2 separate regions of the Mus musculus genome follow, and region 2 is linked to region 1. Evidence: chromatin loops called from intact Hi-C (ENCODE). Cell type or tissue: left cerebral cortex. All regions are shown on one strand.

What was found. A loop is a pair of places that touch in the nucleus more often than their neighbours do. Peaks named below come from ENCODE experiments on the same cell type or tissue, not always from the same donor. Only the 100,000 strongest peaks of a DNase experiment are listed, where the experiment ranks them.
Region 2: it touches region 1 in a loop (4-fold over the local background); 3 of 42 quality-filtered maps call a loop at or near these places.

What each region holds. Positions count from the first base shown.
Region 1 is chr11:34,832,352-34,840,351 of GRCm38, reverse strand. Spdl1 (spindle apparatus coiled-coil protein 1) reads left to right here and starts at 6,711. Exons shown (of 12, transcript NM_027411.2): 1 at 6,711-6,864. In left cerebral cortex, CTCF peaks have their summits at 3,879 (motif pointing left), 4,500 (motif pointing right), 6,468 and 6,692; DNase peaks (open chromatin) are centred at 3,879, 6,656 and 6,942; H3K4me3 peaks cover 1,507 bases; H3K27ac peaks cover 256 bases.
Region 2 is chr11:35,807,088-35,815,087 of GRCm38, reverse strand. It overlaps Rars (arginyl-tRNA synthetase), which reads left to right. Exons shown (of 15, transcript NM_025936.3): 13 at 5,288-5,460; 14 at 5,746-5,993; 15 at 6,497-6,707. The coding sequence ends at 6,606. Among named protein-coding and RNA genes, the nearest start is that of Fbll1, 12 kb to the right of the region's middle. In left cerebral cortex, no CTCF peak of the experiment used is centred here; a DNase peak (open chromatin) is centred at 3,190.

The DNA of each region.
Region 1 (8,000 bases):
AACACACACACACACACACAGTAAGAACTAGGCCAACTGAACTCTCTCTCTCTCTCTCTCTCTCTCTCTCTCTCTCTCTCTCTCTTTCTCTCTCTCTCTCTGGAAAGCTTAGTGTGACCAGTTCAAGACTCTAGAGAGGCCTTAAGACTTGAGATACTGCACTTTGACTTGGGTCAAATATATTAGAGAGGAGGCTCAGTATCACTAGGTAATATGGTTTGTTTGTTTGTTTGTTTGTTTATGTATGAGGATTCTGTGTTTTATGCATGAGAATTTGGGCTCATACTAGACCAAGAGCTGCAGTGAAATCTACAGGAATGTGGAATGGACGCTGGAAAGTGGGTTTATGCAGAAATACAATCTTGTAAGTAGACATAAGTAGAATCAATCTTGTAAACAAAAAGTGAGAATTTTTGTGTTTTATACACATAAGCAAACTAAAAGTTATGCTCTCTTCTCAGCAAGTGAAAGTCATAATGGGTGTAAACTTGTCAATCTTAAATCTAGTGTTCGTTGATCCTAAGATTATCTGGGGGAGTGGGGAGAGGGAAGTCAATTTAAATGTAGCCAGGAGGTTGTCTGAAACAGGGACAAGGAAAAGGATTACCCACAAGATGTCTGTCTTAGTCAGGGTTACTATTGCTGTGATGAAACACCATGATCAAAGCAACTTGCATAAAGGGGTTTAGTCAGCTTATACTTCCACATCATAGTTCGCCATTAAAGGAAGTCAGGACAGAAACTCAAACAGTGCAGAAACCTACAAGCGGAAGCCATAAAGTGACCCAGGTCAGTCAACAGGGTCTGAGAGAGAGAGGGGGGGGGGGGCGGAGAGAGAGAGGGAGAGAGAGAGGACTGAGGGGCAAGAGATGCGAAGAATAGAAACAAAACACACTATCAAGAATCAAGTCTCAAGTCTTGAGTCTCAAGTCTCATTTATTGGAAGGCAACTATAGCTATATATGCATTCACTGGGGAGTGCAGCTGGAGACGCTTAACCACAGGTCCAGGATGTATAGGAGAAAAAAACAAGATGTTATCAGAGTGTGTTCAGCTGTGGTGGGCTTCTTGTAAAAACATTATGCTAGGAAAACAAGTCTCTTGTCAGGGTGGAAAAGTACTGCCGGTAAGTAAATAGCTGCAGAGACAATAGCGGCTTTTGCTAGGAGTAGGCTCCCAACAACAAAAGGATGCTATGCTGCTTACTGGTTTGCTCTCCGTGGCTAGCTCAGTTTGCTTTCTGATAGAACTCAGGGCCACCAGCCCAAAGATAGCAGCACCCATGAAGAGCTGGGCCTTCCCATATCAATCACTAAATACAGAAATGCCTTACAGGCTTGCCTACAATCAGATCTTGTAGAGGCATTTTCTCAACCAAGGCTCCCTCCCCTCTGACGACTCTAGGTTGTGTCAAGCTGACATAAAACTAATGAGTACAATGTCTGATTCCCTCAATTTCCATTACCATTCACTGGTCCCTTCACCTAGGTCAGGCCTTCCTTTCCTTCAAAGAAGTCATTCTGTCTGGAAGTAAACAGAACTCCCAAATGTAAATATGGAAGTGAACAGTCTGGGTCTACTCAAGCTCTGATGGGGGTATTATTTTATTTTATCAACTCAATCATCAATGAAGTGTTGTGATCAGACCGATCCCCATTCCCTGCTCCAGTCCCTATCCATCACCACACCACACCCTTTTTTTTTCCAACATCACGTCTTCTTTTTCTAAATCTACCAAGTCTGCTTAGTGCTGCCAGTTTGTGCATGGTTGGGTGCAGAGCCACTCTTCGAAGCACGGGCATCCCTCAGTGACTGCATTTGTAAAGAAAATGGGCTCTCCTAGATGCCATTGATCACCAATTGCTCCTGTGCCGGAGCTGGGGCCTTGTGATCACTTGCTTTCACCTTGGTCTTGCATGTGAAGTCATAGCAGCTTTGAGTTCATGGGTGGGAGGGACCCCTTGTGTCCTGGAAAGCATTGCCTCAGAACTCACCCTTACCTTTGGCTCTTACCATCCTTCCGGCCCCTCTTGGGCAATGATTTCTGAGCCTTCAGAATAGGAGGTTGGTACAGATTTCTTATTCGGGGCTGAGCACTTGGAGACATTTATCCTCAGATAGAAGCATTACTGTATATTGGTTAAAATATTTTAACTTCCAAACAGCAGAGAACTTAAACCAAAACTGTTTGAACAACAGCCATACAGAATGATGGACAGCTATAGCTTCATGAAAGGCTTGAAGCACTCAGATAGCAAGAGCAGGACTCTTACATTCTCTGCTTACATCCCTGTTTCTTATTCATTTCTCAAGCCAGATGGCAGCTGCAAGCTATAGAGCACGACTGTTGTCTTCTTAGGTAGCCACACTTCAGTCCACAACAAAGAGAATTAATACAATCTATTTCTCCAAAAGTCCCGGGGGGCGGATCACACTGGCTTGTCATTCAGAGGCCATCTTTCAACCCGTTTCTGTCATCAGAATGGTGAGTACCCTAGAGGTAAAGTATACTGAAGCTGAAGGGCAGAATCAGCTGTAAAGACTCCACAGGGTGGAACATGGATGGAAAGGCGAATTGCTTATAAAATACACAATGCTTTGGGCAGGAAAAAGGAGCAAGTTAATCAATACATTGTACTGAGAAAGCATAACACTGCTGAGTGAAGGCTTCGTCCACTCAGACAGAAACTGGACTCATTAGGAGCTAACGTTGATGCAGGAAGAGTCAGCATGCCAGGCTTCCCCATTATTATTACGATTGAGCAGCCGAATCTGCTTGCTCGGACAATTATTTTGATAACTGACTGCCACATTGGGAGCTATGATGATTAGATTTCCAGTCTGTCTCATGTGTCTTCTTTCTCTTACTATATCAGTGGTTCTCAATCTGTGGGTTGCAACCTGTTTGGGGCCGAATGACCCTTTTGTAAGGGTCACCTAAGACATCGGGAAAACAGAGATATTTATATTATAATCCCTAACAGTGGCAAAATTACTGTTATGAAGTAGCAACGAAAGTAAACTTAGGGTTGGGGGTCACCATAGCATGAGGAACGGTAGTAAAGGCTCTCCGCATGCGTTAGGTTGAGAACTACTGTGTTCTTCTACCCTAGCTAGTCCATGGATTAGGACAATCCCTGTATCTTGCACCCAGACAGCTATTCCACACTTGTGGACAGTTAGTCCACAAGTTTCAATGAACACAACCTTTACCGTCTCTCAGCCTATTCTATCAATCATGGGACTTTATTAATTAATGCAGTTTTATTTCAGACTCCTCGGTGTCTCAGAGTCTTGTACTTGTTTTTGCCTGGCCTCAAAGAAGTCCCCCTCACAGCTCAACAAGGACATCAAAGGTATCCTCTGGGCAGGAACTGTTTGGTAGATGTCTCTCCACTAAACTCTAAGCTTTTTGATCACATGCCCTTCCTCTGTAGAGCCCTAAGCCATCACGAAACAGGTTCGCATCAAAATAAACAGCTTTCAAGGCACTGCAGCACCACCAGAACAGCATTCTAACATGGAGTTAGTGTGGTCACACTCAAAGAATGACGAGCTTCTCACAGCAACCAGCCTGCACTTGAGTAGCTATTGTCTTAGGAATTTTAACGGAGGGGAGAGTGGATATTTTTGTTGCTTCTCAGAATTCAGAAGCCTTTCCTATGCTCCGTGAACCCATTATCATGCAAGGAGGAATACGCCATCTCTGATGTAAAATGAAAATGGCAGACACAGAGGAATCCACCCCACCATAAACTTTTGGCATGTCAGCCATGCATGTGGACCTCAGTCTCATTTGGGAGACCTGTACTTCAAACTACTAAAGAGTGTAGGTTAATCTAGGAAGCTATCTAAAAATCGTTTCACTTGTGACATCTAGTGTCTGGACATGGTACTGGCTGTACTCTATCCAGGGCATCCCTAACAGTGCCTTTTAACTTCATGGAAAAAGATAAAAACCACAACAAATTTACTTTAAAGATTGTAAGTGACTTTTATTTATGATTCTAAGTTACAACAGTCCTCAGGATCTGAAGAGGTTTTAACAATTCCTTTCAACAAGATCAGGAAGTATTTGTGAATAGGAAACAAGTGAGACAGAGAGACCTCTTCAGGTCCCAGCTCAGCATCCACTTGATTTGAATCATCTGGCCACTGAAGATGGTCTTGAAGCTCAATTATTTGTGTGCCACTTAGTGCAAATGATTCCAGGTTACTTTCATGCAGTGGGCCAGTGTAGAAAGACGCGCCCAAATCAATGTTCTCCTATAAACTGCCTTTAACGATTAGAGAGAGAGGCCTTTAAGACTTTGTGAACATGGTCCTCTCCCTCGAGTCCATTTTTCCTTACTTCTGCCATCTTTCAAGACTCTGCTTAGTGCCAGTGCATTTGTAACTTTTTAAATGAATATCCAGACAAAATATACTTTTCCTTTTATGTAGGGTCATATGAATTTAAAAAAAAAAAGATTTATTTATTTTTATAAATAAGTACACTGTTGCTGTCTTCAAATGCACCAGAAGAGGGCATCAGACTTCATTATGGGTGGTTGTGAGCCACCATGTGGTTTCTGGGATTTGAACTCAGGTCCTTTTGGAAGAGCAGTCCAAAGCTTACCCACTGAGCCATCTCGCCAGCCCATGAATTTTTAATATATATGTGAGTATATTTGTGTGTGTGATAATTTCTACAGCCATGATTTTAAATATATATTTGTTGGGGTTCAGGAGTCGCCCACAAACCACACAAACACCAAGCTCAGTCAGACAGGGATGGTTTACTGAACACACACCCTAAGCTTGATCGATCAGGGCCATAGTTCAGAATCTGGCGGCCGAGGCTACAACTCCGAACATTTCTCAGGGTGTGCTTATAAAGGAAAATGCCACAATGAGCTCGTGTGCAGGTGCTGGAAGTGCTGTTCAGTGGTCAGCTCTGACTCAAGCTATTTTGGACATAACAGTTCATACTGATTTAATCTGATGGGTCCTATAGCTTTGTGGAATTTCTTAAGATTAACAATTGTCATACAGAACATAACAAGATATGTTATCAACATGACCTTGCTCTGAGTCAAGTTATTTTTCTGTGCCAATGAGTGGCAGGCATATCACAGCAACAGTATGAAAGAGCTGGCAGGCATGGAACAAAATGGCTACAGCTATGTTGGGGGGCACAGGCCTCAAGAATATTAAATATATGTAAATAATATACTGTGTTGTGAGCAACTCCCTGATAGTACGTTTAATCACACATCCTTCCAAGGTCTATGTCACTGCACCTGAGAGATAGTATGTGATTTAATATGTTCTCTCTGAATCAAAGAACAAAACAAGGAATTCATAAAGATTTTAGTTACAGGTATTAACTAGTCATGACTGGCCAACGATAGAGGTTATCTTCCTGACTCCTGAGTTGAAGAATCTGAGAATGATAGAAGAAATGGAATTTGCTTCATTTAATGAAGAACTCAGTGGTGATTATATCTGCTTGATGGATCATTGTTGTTTATCTTAAAACAGTTCAGTCCTTTAAAGTCTGGTCTAGCTCCATCAGAAATAACGGTCTACAAATGAAAATGAAGTGAGAAAGTCAAAGGGTGTGGAGCATCAAGATATTAAAACTCAATGGAGGCAATGCAGGAAAGGGGAAAAATAAACACTGACTACTGGACACTGAAGGTAAAAAATCACTGGGGTACAGTGCAGGATTGGCCTCATGATAAAACAAACAAAAACAAAAAGAAACGCTGGTGATCTTGTCAAGAGACAATTTACTGTACAATATAACAAACTAATCCCAGCACTCCCGAGGCAGAGGCTGGAGGATCTCTGTGAGTTCATCGCTTGTCCGGTCTGCAGGGAGAGTTCCAAGACAGTCAGGGCTACATAGAGACCCTGTCTCAAAAAGCTAAATAATAACGATGATGATGAAACTGAATAGTGAAAACCTTCTCAGACGTTTTGTTATATAAAGAAAAACAAAACGGGAATGTTACTGACTGGAGTTTCCGATTCACTTTTGGAATGTGTCACTTCGGCACCTTCATCTACAGAGGGCAAAGATTCAACACAGTAAACCACGATAAAAGACATAGAGCCAAGCCCATAGATAAAAAAGATATGATGCCAGGTGCCAGTTACTAGAGCTCTCCAGATTTCCCATTGCTTAAAAGTGTAAAGAATAAGCAAGTTTACAAGGAATTTCTATTTAGACACGCATGCCCTCGAGCTGTACTGCAAAACCAGCTGGGTTCGTCTCAATAGCAGTCCTATTGCGGTGATTTTGAATTACTTAGGTTTTCTTTGGAGGAGACTTTAATTTCCTCTGCGCAAAGTGCAAGGGCTGGCAGGGTGGTTCGCAGTCCTAACTGGGGCGAGCCCAGTGGAAGGTGGCACTGTGCTGGCCCTGGTGAGACTCAACGCCTTAGCTCCTAAAGGCGACTGCAGGCGGGCCAGCGAGGGGCTGACAATACCTTCCGACCCGGCGACACTGGCGTTGGTAAAGACGACAACAAATAAATAAACCAGAGAAACACACTTCACTAAAAGCAGACACTTCTAAGAAAACGAAGCAGCAGGAACGCCCAAAAGCCCAAGTCGCGGAGCATGCACATGCGCAGTCTCTGCAAGGCGCCCCACTCGTTTGCCCCGGAGGCGCGGATTGGACAAGACATCTCGTGAGAAACGTGAGTTCTCGCGGGAACCGTATTCAAAAATCCCCGGCGCTTACTTAGCAGTGCTGCTGCCGAGTGAAGAGGGAGTTATTTCTGTGCTGAGGTGGAGTTAGTGTCACGAATCTGGGAGTCCAGTGCTCTCCGGACAGGCCTCCGGTTGCAGCAGCCAGGAAGCGTGAGGAGAGAGGTAAGGGCGAGCGTCGGGAAGGGTGAACCGGGAGGAGGTGGGAGGAACGCCTGTTCTCAGGAACCTGAGTTCTCTGGAGCCGCCTTCCGGGTCGGTGTAGTCTTCGGTCGGACCGCTTCGCTGCGGGTTTGACTGCAGAAGGATAAATACGGTGCTGGGTGGTCTGGGACCTCCGAGTCTTGAATTCTCCAGTACCCTTAGCCAGTGGTGCAGTCTGAATTAACTTACAATTATGTAGCAGACACACAGGACGGAGTCTCATTGTAACATCTCATTCGCTTATGTTTTACTTATTTACTTTTTTTGTTGTTTTTCTTTTATTCACATTATATCCCAATCGCAGCCCCCTCCCCACTTTCCTCCCAGTCCCGCCCCCCAATCCCTATCCCCACTACTACCCCTCCCTCTTTTCTCAGAGAAGGGGAGTCGTGTCCCCCCCCCCCCCCAGTACCACCTCATCCTGGGACATCAAATCCCAGCGGAGTTAAATAAGCATGTTCCAACCAGGCGGTCCAGGTAGGGTAAGGGGTACAATGGCAGGCAGCAGAGTCAGAGACAGCCCTGCTTCAATTGTTAGGGGACCTGCAGGAAGACCAAGCTGCATATCTGCTACACATACGTAGGGGGCCTAGGTCCAGCCCCTGCATCCTCCTTAGTTGGTGGTTCAGCCTCAGTGAGCCCCCATGGGTCCAGGTTGATTGACTTGCATGTCTTCCTGTGGTGGCCTTGACCCCTTCAGCTTGCTCAATTCTATCCCCTACTCTTCCTCACGAGACTCCCAGAGCCCTGCCTGATGCCTGATGGGCCTTTGCTTCTGCTTCCATCTGCTGCTGGGTTAAGCCTCTCAAGACACAGTTATGTTAGGGCTGCAAACATAGCACGGGGTCGTTAATAGTGTCAGGGGTTGGCTCTCTCTCATGGGATGGGTTTCAAGTTGTGCCATTCAGTGGTTCTGCTCCATCTTTATCCCTGAGCCTCCTATAGGCAGGAGAACTTTGGGCTTGAAAGTTTTGCTTGGGTTTGTTTATTTATCTATTCAATGATTACAGATTGCAGTGGTAACATTTTGGATGTTTGGGTTAAATGTTTTCACTTGTACTTATTTGTGAAAATGTAACTACCCCCACCCCCCAAAA
Region 2 (8,000 bases), 970 kb before region 1:
ACTGTGTAGTCTCCCTTTATAGCCCATTTTGATCTTGAGCTCAGTGTTCAACCTGCTTCCCAAGTGCTATCTTTTTTTTAAAATATTATTTATACGACTACACTGCAGCTGTCTTCCGACACACACCAGAAGAGGGCATCGGATCCTATGACAGATGGTTGTGAGCCACCATGTGGGTGTTGGGATTTGAACTCGGGACCTCTGGAAGAGCTGTCAGCACTCTTAACCACTGAGCCATCTCTCCAGCCCCCTAAGTGCTTTCTTTATATGGGAGTATGCTACTGCGGCTACAATGAGCTTTTGTTAATCAGTAAACATGCAGTGGCTTTCGGTTCCCTCATCAGTGTGTCACAGTTTTGTGGCAGGCAAGATTAGACTGCTGTGAAGCTCTTCAGCTCTTCTGTATTTTGCTAACTCACCATGTATCTGAGGATAGACTTGAACTACTAATCTCCCACTTTATGGGTATTCTAAATGAATCTTCCTGCAGTTGTCTTGCAATTTGGTGTTTTCTTGGTTTCAGACAATTAAGTTCTTACCTATAGGTGAGGGCTTTAGATAGGAAGGTGCTAAGGGTTAGTCCCCTATAGAATATGAATTCTCTTGGTGGTTCTACACAAGCTACACAGGTAGCTCTCTGTAGTTGGGTTCCATGTCTTTGAACATTCTGTGAGCTAGCGGTGTCCAAATTCATAGCTTACCAAACAGGAGGTCTGTGACACAGCTGATCGTGTTATTAGCAGAATCACATTGACTTAATTTATATTTGCATCCTACACCTGCATTGAAATTAAGAAAATATGGGAGGGTATAGGGGACTTTTTGAGATAGCATTTGAAATGTAAATGAAAAAAAATCTAATAAAATTTTTTTTAAAAAAAAAGAAATTAAGAAAATATTAAAAGTGCATTGTGGGTGTCACCAAAAACTACTCCCCAGGTGCATGAGGCTGGCATCTCACTGTTTCACTAAACGTTTGTGTTGTGCACAAGGTAGCCTGAGACTGGTGGTCCCTTTAGGCTTTCATTTTGTTGTTCAACGTAGACTTTTATCACTGATTAGGTTTACTGATTCTGTGAAACTTTGGATTGGAGGTACACAAAAGAATTTAGGATATGGTAAACAGGAGATAGTTTACAACAAATCTTCAGAAACAGTAAGCAAAGCCAGGTGTTGTATATATGCCAGTAGTCTTGATGTTCAGGACATGGAAGCATTAGAATCACTTGGGTATAGGCGTTTAAAGCCATCTCCACACAGATCATTTCAGGGTTTTGCGTGGTCAGGGAGGGTGGGATAGGGTCTTCCTGTAACCTGGTCAGGCATGACCTATCATCCACAGCTGTAGTTTTTCTAAAGCCAGTTTGTCAAGTGAATTGTAAGTGTAACAGAAAAGGGACAGTGACAGTTACATAGACATTCTTGCAGATGGAAAGCCAAACCTGTAGCTAGTGTCACTATAAACCTGGCACCCTTGAAACCAGGTATACATAGGCAGGAGCTTACTCTGTAGGCCAAGCTGCCTGTGAACTTAGCGATGCTCCTTCTCAGCCAGTATGAGTGTAGAGCTTACTCAGTATGTAAACACAGTGGCATTACTGCTGGGCAGTGGCTTTATTTCCAGCACTCAGGAGGCAGAGATGGACAGTCTCTGAGTTCAAAGACAGCCTAGTCTACAGATTGGGTTCCAGAACAACCAAGGATACACACAGAAACCCTGTGTGGAGGGAAAAATGGTATTACCATTTTAGCAAAGTGTCTGTGTAGCAAGGCTTGTGATCCCAGCACTTACTCAGGAGGCTGAGATAAGAGCACAGCTTTCAGGCCAGCCTGAAAGTACATGTAGCAAGACCATATCTAAACAAACAAGGTATATTCATGTGCCACCATTCCCAGTTCATACAGAATGAAACCCAGGGCCTGTGCATGCTAGGCAGGCATTCTACCAACTGAAGTGCATTCCCATAGGCTTCTAACTTGAAAAAGGCACACATACCAAGTTGCTATTAACTATAGTTGAATTTAAAGAAGCTACAAGGTCTGCAAGTTAACTCCCATTGGGTTGAAGCAAACATATCTTCAAGACAAATTTTGGTGAGAGTTCATCAATGAACAAAGAAATTCAGTTACTTTTATTGGATCTTAAGATTGACTTAAAAGACAAAATGTTATGGAAAGAGTATGGGGTATGGAGTGCAAGACTCTGGCCGAGCTAAGCCTCTAACCCAGCATTTGAGGGCCTGGGCAATGAGATCGCAGTTCCAGGCCATCCTGTCCCAAGCAAACTTTTGGCCTTACATTGTCAGTGTTTCTCAGTCAGCGTGTCTCCTTGATTAGGAGCTTATCTGGACAAGATGAACGAGACAACTTTCAGAAGCTCCAGGAACCCAGAGAGAAAATACAAATGGTGTCAGCTTCATACAGAACTTTTATTCCAAAGGAGCTTGCACTGAGAATATTCATCTACTAGGCAGAGTTAGAAGTAATTGAAAGATTTTAGTTTGCTTTCTAAACCTTTCAAAACAGTGTCGGTCGGCACTGGGCCCCAGGTAAAGAGGCATGACCCCTTTTCCTTATGTAAAGAGGGCCATTTGGAGAACCCAGGCAGAGAGAGGACTACCTGCTGAGGATTCTGAGTGAATACTGTCTTACAGAAGAAGATGGACAGAGCTAGAGCTCTTAACAGGGAATGGGTGACTAGAGAGAAAAGCCTTTCTCAGAAGCTTTGCAAGTAAGTATGGAAACAGGAAAGCCTCCCACAGGCTGCATGTGGCACCTGTAATTCTAACAGAAGGAGTCTGAGGCAGGAGGATCACTTCAAGGCCAGCCTGAACTACATAGGATGGCCTTGTGTCAAAAACAGAAAACAGTTTTAGAACTAAAAAGAGTATTTAAAGACAGGATCATTGCTTTAAGCAGAATTAGATTCCGATCTTATGTCAACGTGCTAATGTTTGGGTTTTAGCAGCATTTCACGATTGCTTTTCTGATCATAGATTTTCTTAAGATCGGTCATGGTTGCACATTGCCTGTAATGGTGGGAGGCAGATGCAGGACAAGTGCAGAGATCCAGTACCAGCTTGGTTCTGAGTTCCTCCCAACCAGGCTACATAGCAACACCAGATGTCAAAAACTGGGAGTGGGCGGTAGGGCCTTCCATGCCTTATCCAGCTTATTCTGGTCCCTTACAGCTTGCATGGGCTTTTAGTTTACCGCTGCTTTTGTCACATCGTCAGACTGTCTTAGGGATAATTTCTTTCTCCCACGTGAATCCTTTCTCAACCTAGCCCCTCCCACCTCGTTTTTATCCCTCCCTAGAAACACTGTTTAAAGAATACTCTTGGGAGTGGCTCTGTCAGTAGATTGCTTGTCTAATGTGAGTGAAGCCCTGGCTGGGTGTGATCCCCGGCACTACAAGGCACACACCTGCAGTCCCAGCATTTAGCCGCTGGAGACAGGAGGAGCAGGAGTTGGAGGTCACATGACTCTGAGGTGAGCCTGAGTTACCTGAGACCTGATAAACAGTCTGCGTTGTACAAATTGTTCCTGTTAGAGTGTATGCTACCGTTCCGTGTGCGGCCTTGCTTCACAGTGGGCATTGGGTTGGGGTTACTACGCTGGCCAAGCTGGCCTTACATTTGTGAAGCTTCCTTAGCCTTCAGTCCCTTGTTTAAACAGTTACCAGATTTGCATGTGACCTCAGTTATTTTTCAGGTATTATATGCTGATTTAGTTATGAATAGGTATCATTTAAAGTTATTTTCTTGTGAAATAAAGTTACATTGCATCACTTAATGGACAAACATGACACTACACTGTCACCTGCAGAGTGGCTGAAACGTGTAATTAAATATCTAGCAGGTAAGTATAAACCTGCCTGGCCGGAGACCCCAGGCAACCTGTTATTTTATCAATTAACTTAAAGCCAACACATCTTTTACTAAATCGCTGTAATAGTTTCAGCGTGCGCGCATGCTTATTTATCTGTAAGCAGTGTGAATAGAGTTCCTTGGAGAATCTTAAGCATAGACCCAGCCTGTAGCTTGTATCATCATATGTTGAGAGGGCTACCACTTTGAAATCTAAATTGTTGCGTATGACAATCCCTGTACTAGCCAGGTTGGAAAAATCCTCTCTTGTCAACCAGTTCCCAATCCCAACCCCTGATAACAGAACTCCAAGTGACTGAATTTAGTAACAAAATTGTTTGCTTCTTCAGTTAATTGATGTGCATAGGAAACATCTTAAGTCTAAAACTATGACTAGCATAAAATTCTCTGTTGAGCAGTCTCAGCAGTGTGTGGATGGGGTTTTATGAATTACCTTGAATCATCTTTTGTGCGGGGTTGAGCCAGTGGATTGAGGTTGCTTGCTAGGAGCATGAGCAAGTTAGCAGTGGCTGCCCCACTGAGGAAAGCGCCTCCCTCGCCCCAGCAGCTCCTGGGACTGGAGGGGCCTTGTAAGCCTTTCCTCCACTTCCTGAGCCTCATAAGGAGGCTGTGTGCGGCCCGAGCAGTAGTTGGTCTCTGCTGTAACCGCCAGACTTTGAAAAGAAGCTTTTCTGACCAAAGCCAACAGCACTACTGTATGGGCATGAACCAGTATTCGTGATGGGCTCAGCAGACAGTGACCTTGCGCCAGTAGACGGCATCAAACATAAATCCCCTCTTGTGGAGCAAGCCTCCTCAAGCCAAACAGCCATGCTGCTGTTGCAGGAGGGAGCACCTCTTACCTGGCGAGGGCAATAGTGAGTTTGCGATGACAGCCCGGCCCTCTGCTACCTCAGTCCGCAAAGGAAGCGTCCGGGTCAGCTCTAGCTTGATTTCTATAGAGTCCCTCCATTTTTCTTCTCCCAGCTTTGATGACCTGCTTATCCAACCTTTAAGTGAGTGTCTCAGTGGAAGAGTAAATCTGCTACAAGCCAGGGTATGATGGTCAGTCTGAAATACTTCGGGGTTTTCATACTTTTAGACAGGGCCTCCGTAGCCCCAGCTGACCTGGGACATGCTATTAAAAGACGTGGACAGTTCTTGTCTTCCACCCCTGGAATAGCGTGAAGTAGATATATAAATCAGTGTTGTGTTATAAATTGGAAAGTAAGCTGACACTCTGTATACATTGTCTTTAACATGCAGAACGAATCAGTTCGCTTCCACTATCTCCTTCATACAGTGGCCCTGTCACTCCTTTGCTCTCTGTACTAATTGATAGTAACTCCTTAATTGCCGTGGACTCTGTCTCCTACCTGTGACACCCTGGGACAAGCTAAGTGTTTGTTTTCCCAAAGGTCTTAACTGAAGAGGAATTGAAAGCAGCTCAGACATCCGTTGCATATGGCTGCATCAAATACGCCGACCTTTCTCATAATCGCCTCAATGACTACATCTTCTCCTTTGACAAGATGCTGGATGACAGAGGGAACACAGCTGCTTACCTACTGTATGCCTTCACCAGAATCAGGTGACTGCTCAGACACTTATGTGTGCAATCAAGTGTTGATGCTTCCAAAATGGTGTTTATTGTTTTGGTTTTTGAGCCAGAGTCTTGATAACATATATACATGTATATGTGTGCCCCAGGCTAGCTTCTGACTTGTGATCCTCTGCCTCCCAAGTGCTGGGGTTACAGGTCAGCTCTGGCACACTGGGCTGAGAATGCATTTTAATTGCTGCTATTTTCTGATCAGTCATGCTAGATTGTGTGCTTCTGTGTGCCTGACCAGAGGGTGCTTACCTGGTGTTGCAGGTCTATTGCGCGCCTCGCCAACATTGATGAGGCGATGCTACAGAGAGCCGCTCGGGAAACCAAGATCATTTTGGACCATGAAAAGGAGTGGAAGCTGGGGCGGTGCATCTTACGGTTCCCCGAGATCCTCCAGAAGATCTTAGACGACCTGTTTCTCCACACCCTCTGTGACTACATTTACGAGCTGGCAACCACCTTCACAGAGTTCTACGATAGCTGCTACTGTGTGGAGAAAGATCGACAGACTGGTGAGTGCCTCACTCACTGTCCATCTTGGGAAGGGGGCCACCAGGACATTTGTGTAAAGACTAAGGAATTTCATGGCCATCTGAAGCATATGTGACTGACAGTTGGAAATGGGGCCCGTTCCGTCGGTTTCTCCACCTCTGGGCAGTTCCTTGGGAAATGAATGTGAAGGGCACTGGAATAGGATGCTTGTAGTACAGTGTGTCTGAGTGTTGTTGCTATGGAAACACCCACTGTTGTTGATGTCTTCATGTTAGCAAGGCAAGCCTGAGAACAGAAGCAGTCCCTGGGGTGGGTGTCCATCACCAGCGTGGTACACAGTCTCTTCACGTGTAGCCTTAGGAAAGCACTGCAGGTTTCATGGAGAAATGTAGCCATAAATGTTCTTTGTAGTTGAAGATGATCTTAGTTAGGGCCCCCCAAATGCCTATAGGTTGCTATCTTTTCAGTTATTTAATGACTTTCACACTGAGAAGTAAGTTAACGTCTTTCTTTTTCTTCCCAGGGAAAGTATTGAAAGTGAACATGTGGCGGATGCTCCTGTGTGAGGCCGTGGCTGCTGTCATGGCCAAGGGGTTCGATATACTGGGGATAAAACCCGTCCAAAGGATGTAATCCTTACGCTGGGAACTGTTTTTACCAAAGCAGCCATTAGTACTGTTTGTTTTTTAAACAATCATGTGCACACAAGAGTAGTAAAAGAATTTTCACAGCTATGCCAGGTGTGTTTCTTTGTCTCTAACAGAATCGATTCTAAAAAGAAAATTACTTTCATAAAGATGCGGGCATCAGAGTTGGAGAGCGTGTTTGGCAGGGATCCTAACTTACTGGGCTCTAAGGTCATGGTCCTCTCCACTCCCACTCTTTGGTTGAAACTTACCAGTCTTACACGTTACAGAGTCCATCATTACAGATTGTTCTGAACCCAACGCTGCGTACGTGGCTCACCCTCAAATTCCATTTTAGTAAAGGCAGCAAAACCAAGGTTAGGGGGACAAGAAAATAGTCGCTCAGGTTACCTCCAGTCTAGTCGGAGAAAGAGCGGCCATTCCTGGGTTCAGCATATCTTCTGCAGAATAGCAGGAATTCTGTTAGCAAAGCGAGCAGAAAGTAAGAGGGAGTCAGGAGGACAGATGGAGAAACACGGGAAGTAGAGGGAGGAACATTCAGTTTGAAAGGGGTTTTTTGAGGAGAGGGCATTTTTTGAGGGGCATTCCTAGTAGGATGTCAGCTGGGTGCTTTCTCTGCCTCTCATCAGGCTTTCACCCCGGCATCTCTTGAGCCTCACAATTCTTAACATTAGCACAGCTAACAGTCCGTAGTGGCCTTTACTCATTCAAGTGAAAGGAAGAGTCGCATGTCTCACACTTGAAACCAACAATGCTTACACTTGGTGAGAAGGTTCATTCCAAATAGCCATGCTTTAAATGTACAGGAAAAGCTCTTGGAAATTAAAAGTGCAAATTCCATTGAGCACGGAAATGGAAAGGAAGTCCAAGAGCCTCAGAGCAGCTGGGCCCTAACTCTCTGAGCAGGGCAGGCTGATTGCGTGCCGACATTTATTTCCAAGAACTGGGCAACAGCAACCAAATCCAAGCTCAGAAGCTGTCCCACCACACAGCCTGAGGCAGGGACAATGCGTCAGCAACAGTTTCCAGACCTCCCCAGCAAGTTTCCAGCCTCCACACCCTGGAATGCCCATAGAGATGGACCCAATAGATTAACATAGAGGTCACCTACCCCAGAATTCCCTAATGTGCTTTAAATCAGGCCTGCAAGCTCACTTGCCTGTCTCTCCATTCTGGTAACATTCTGGTAACGGGAGACCCCAGGCATGCTGGCCTCCTGCAGAATAAAACACTCTGCATTTACATACTATTTTGAGTCTAGGGTATCACTCTTGGGCAAATCATGGCCCCTTATATTCCTTAATTCTAAGAAGGAAGCTACAGAAGCAAGGTGCAGTGCTAGTCCAGGAAGTTACAAGAAAACAGTCAACTCCACAGTGT